Linked DNA regions of Homo sapiens: region 1 is linked to region 2. A link is an interaction called in ENCODE POLR2A ChIA-PET data of the cell type or tissue named here. Cell type or tissue: endothelial cell of umbilical vein. All regions are shown on one strand.

Region 1 (2,500 bases), 69 kb before region 2:
GTGATGTGTCTCCTTTTGCCTGGGCTGCTAGGAAGCTCAGATTTAGTTTGGGGGCTCACTTCATATTAACTTTGCTTGCCCATATGATCTGCATAGTTGTCTTTTACATTTATTTGGTGGTGTTTAGCCCTGCATCTCTTTAGTCCCACTTTCTCATTTGTATTTTACTTTTTATTGTTTATATTCTTGCACAAGCCATCTCACATCTTTTTTGGGAAGAGGTGGGATATAATTAAAATGAAACTTGAATGTAGATATTGTTACTCAGTTTCACAATTAAATACTGGTTGAAAGGTTATCAGGCTTTGGCTGGGTGCTCTTCCCCGAGTAGTTTCATAGAACACTCAGAGTAAAAGCTCACAAAGTTGGGCCTGGTCTGGCTCCCAGTTTTCTCCTTGATTCATTTCCTGTCACTGTCACTCTTTCTCAAGTCTCTAAAGCCACATTGACCTCCTTGCCATTCCATGTTCCTTGAGCAGGCTAAACACACCCTGTTTCAGGGTCTGTTCTCTCTGGAATCAGCTTCCCAGATAGTGCCCTTTCTCTCTCACTTTCTAGTAAGCTGTATTCAAATGCCATCTTTATCCGAGAGGCCCTCCCTGGCCTCCTTATGTGAAGTAGCCTCCTTCCTCCTTGCCTGTCTTGGCTTTTGCGTAGCTGTTACCTCCCAGCTCCCCTCACTAGAACATAAGCTTCATGAGGGAGGGATTGGTTTTGTTCATTGCTGTTATGTATCTCTAGGCCCTTAGAACTGTGCCTGGTAAGTAATAGATACTTAGTGAATATTTGTTGAATGAATAAGTGAATTAAATAGGGTCACGAGCAACTATTTGTTCTTTTCTACAGATTTTTGAGCATGCATTTCATGTGAGACAATTTAGTTGCAATTGTTTCTTAAGGCTGGGAACTGTCCTCCATGACCTCTCTAGATCCTGCATCGCACTGCTGCTCATTACTTAGCTTTTACTAAGCACTTAATGTACCAGGCACTGTAAGAATATAGAGAAAAGGTCTGATCTCAGTTCAGAAATAAATATCCTCAGGAACTTTAGAAAGGGATAGGCTTTAGGGGATTTGGGCTAACAATGTTGTGATTCATAGATTATTTATTTTGTTCCCAATAATATATCAGACAACACTTCCGTCACACTTTATATTTTCAAAGCACATTCACACATTTCTCCAGTCCTAACAATATCCTGGCAAGGCGGGTATTCTTATTGTCTTACCTGTTTTACAAAGAAAAAAACAGACCCAGAAAAGTTAAGTCACTTACCAAAGGTCAAGCAACTTGAAAGTTGCAGAGCTCCGTTTGAATCTGGGTGTTTTAAAATTCCAGAGCCTGTGTTCCTTTAATGTGTATGTGGATGGCTCTTGTTTGATATAGTTGATGAGGTAGTAAGAGACTTTCTTGGTGTATTCCTAATGGTAGTATTCTAGATTTGGGTTTTTCTTTTTGCATCCTTTTATTCCACTTGAGTGATGAATCACTTTTGGTGACTGACCTTATTTTCACAGGTGTGCTTTTTCCTTTATTTGATCTTTCTTTTGTCTTTAAGAACAATACTGACTTTTATGTATTTTCTCCTGTCCGGACTCCATTACTCTATTAAGACCAAAGTGAAAGCAAAATTGCTCCACAGAAGGAACCAGTGATGGTGACTGATTATTTTCCTTTCAAAACATTTGATCGTCTACACTGAAATACAGAGGCTAGTATGAAAATGGGAAACAGACAAATTCAGTTTTAGATCTCCAGTTATTTACCCTGGGTTTTAATGCTTGTTTATGGGACTCACTTGGAGCTCATGGTTGTGAATCCACTAGAACTTAATAACATATTTGTTCCTACTAGATGTTGTTAACAGTAGCTTTACATGTGTACCGTGGTCCTTTTAGCCCTTTAGGTAAATAAATTCCTTCCTGGGAATTAATTAGTCATGGTTAAGATGTAATTCATCATGCAAAATATCAGAGCTGTCTTAATGAAAAATTCTTAATGATCCAGAAATGTCTTTGTGACCAGCTTAACTGGAATCTAGTTTATTCTTTTATGTTCCTCCATGAACTTGACAATAATTTATAAGTCATAATCATTTTGAGAATAGGAATGGAAAAAAAAATCTAGAGTGATTCAATAACTTGAATACATCTTGGGTTGGCAACTTTATGCCATTTGTCCTTTGATCATGTCTTTTATTTAGCTCATGCTTTTAAATCTTGCCCAGATTCAAGACTGTTATTACTAAAAAAGCTGCTTGGTGCTCTCTTTCCATCCCTAACTGTCTGCTGTTCTCTTTACATATGAACTGTGGCTTGATGAGAGTATGTGTCCTGCAGCTCAGGAGTTGAAGGCAGGAAAGATAGGATTTTGTAACATGTATAGTAGAAAGAGCATGGATTTTGGAGTCAAATATACTTAGCTTTAATTTCAACTCTGATATTAACTATGTGCATGTGTATATTTTACTTTACCTCTGTGAGCCTCTGATTCCTTATC
Region 2 (2,500 bases):
TGAGTGGCAGAGGCTCTTTATATATTCTGTATATTAACACATTTTCAGATGTGTGATTTTCAAATATTTTCTTCCATTTCATAGGTTGCCTTTTAGCTCTGTTGACTATGTCCATTGATGCACAGAAGTTTTGAATTTTCGTGTAGTCTAGTTTTACTTTTGTTGTCTGTGCTTTTTCTGTCATATCCTGGAAATCCTTGCCAAATCCAATGTTGTGAGGCCTACCCCCCTGTGTTTTCTTCTGAGAGTTTTATAGTTTTAGGCCTTATGTTTAGGTCTTGATCCATTTTGGGTTACTTTTTGTGTATGGTATAAGGTCAGGGTCTATGCTCATATATAGTTTTATTACATCTTGCCAAATTCTCCCCCCAAAGAGAAAGTAGTACCAGTCTGCATTCCCACCACCAGTACATCACAGTGCCTGTTTCCCCACAGCCTTCCCAACAGAATGTGTTTTCATTTTACAATTCTTGCCAATCTGAGAAGTAAAAAATGTTATCAGTGTTGTTTAATTTTCATTTCTATAATTATGTATAAAATTTGAACAATTTCTGGTATGTTTAAGGTTTATTTTTAGTTATTTTGGTGAATTATGTATTTTTTTCAATTTTTCTGTTTTGTTTCATTTTTATTTTATTTATTTTATTTTATTTTATTTTATTTTATTTTATTTATTTTATTTTATTTTATTTTACTTAGAGATGGAGTCTTGCTCTGTCGCCAGGCTGGAGTGCAGTGGCACCATCTTGGCTCACTGCAACCTCCGCCTCCCGGGTTCAAGCAATTCTCCAGCCTCAGCCTCCAGAGTAGCTGGGACTACAGGCACACGCCACCATGCCTAGCTAATTTTTGTGTTTTTTAGTAGAGACGGGGTTTCACTATGTTGGGCAGGATTGTCTTGATCTCCTGACCTCGTGATCCACCCTCCTCAGCCTCCCAAAGTGTTGGGATTACAGGTGTGAGCCACCACTCCTGGCCATGTTTTATTTTTAAATGTATCAATATGCTATATTAATAGATTTCTTAGTATTTAGACAATTTTTCACTCTTGAAATAAATCTCTCTTGACTGTGGTGTATTGTTTTGTCAATGTTGTGTTGAATTCTATTTGTTAATATTTTATTTAGTATTTTTGCATTGATGTTTACAAGTGATATTATATGAATGATATTGTGTAGTCTAAACCTTACCACATTTTGGTTTCAGTGTAATAATTTGCTTTATAAAAGCAAGTAGAAAGTTTCCTTCATTTTCAAGACTTGGAACAATTTATGGAGCATTGGGACTATTTGGAGTCTGGGAATTTTTCTGTGAAACCATTTGTGTTTGGTACTGTTCAACATTTTCACTTTTTTTCTTATAATTTTTTCTGTGTTTTTTCCTATACAAAATTGGTCTTTTTAAGCATTTTTGTCTCTAGTGAGATGTAATTAACATCTGTATTTCCTTAGGAAATTACTCATTTCATCTAATTTTTCAATTTTATTTATATAGAGATCTACAAAGCATTTTCTTATGGCTTTAAAATTTTTCTTGTATTTCCTTTTTGTCATTTCTTATTTTATTTTCCTTCCTTCCTTCCCTTTTTTTTTTTTTTTTTTTGGAGTCTTGCTCTGTCGCCCAGGCTGGAGTACAGTGGCGCGATCTTGGCTTACTGCAGTCTCAACCTTCCAGGCTTAGTTGATCCTCCCACCTCAGCCTCCCAAGTAGCTGGGACTAGGTGTGTGCCATCATGCTTGGCTAATTTTTGCATTTTTTATAGAAACAGGGTCTCCTTATATTTCCTAGGCTGGTCTCAAACTCCTGGATTCAAGTAATCCACCTGCCTTGGCTTCCCAAAGTGCTGGGTTTACAGCATTGAGCCACCATGCTGAGCCCATTTCTTATTTTCTATGTTTGTATTATCTCTCTTTGTGAAAGTAGCTAGCAGTTTGTCTATTTTGTTAGGTTTTCTTTCTTTTTTTTTTTTTTAAGGAAATAACTAGGATTTTGATTTATTGATCAGTTCTACTAGTTTTCTGTTCTCTGTCTCATTACTTTCTGCTTTTATCATTATTTCTGTCTTTATGCTTTCTTTTGGTTTGTTACTCTTAAAAAATTTCGAGCTAGATATTTAAATCATGTATTTAATTCTTTCATTTTACTGGTAAAAATGTTTAGTGATACAAAGTTTTCATTCATCACTGCTTTGAATATACCTCATATACACTAATATGTAGTTTTCATTATCATTTTATTTTTAAAAATTTTTTATTTCAGCCGGGCGCGGTGGCTCACGCCTGTAATCCCAGCACTTTGGGAGGCCGAGGCGGGTGGATCATGAGGTCAGGAGATCGAGACCATCCTGGCTAACAAGGTGAAACCCCGTCTCTACTAAAAATACAAAAAATTAGCCGGGCGCGGTGGCGGGCGCCTGTAGTCCCAGCTACTCGGGAGGCTGAGGCAGGAGAATGGCGTGAACCCGGGAAGCGGAGCTTGCAGTGAGCCGAGATTGCGCCAC

Evidence for each region. Peaks named below come from ENCODE experiments on the same cell type or tissue, not always from the same donor. Only the 100,000 strongest peaks of a DNase experiment are listed, where the experiment ranks them.
Region 1: POLR2A ChIA-PET joins it to region 2 with 5 read pairs; 5 of 35 experiments call an interaction of 5 or more read pairs at or near these places.

The regions. Positions count from the first base shown.
Region 1 is chr7:133,266,922-133,269,421 of GRCh38, forward strand. All of the region lies in intron 1 of EXOC4 (exocyst complex component 4), which reads left to right. Among named protein-coding and RNA genes, the nearest start is that of EXOC4, 15 kb to the left of the region's middle. In endothelial cell of umbilical vein, no CTCF peak of the experiment used is centred here; a DNase peak (open chromatin) is centred at 1,540.
Region 2 is chr7:133,336,055-133,338,554 of GRCh38, forward strand. All of the region lies in intron 5 of EXOC4 (exocyst complex component 4), which reads left to right. Among named protein-coding and RNA genes, the nearest start is that of MIR6133, 46 kb to the left of the region's middle. In endothelial cell of umbilical vein, no CTCF peak of the experiment used is centred here; no DNase peak of the experiment used is centred here.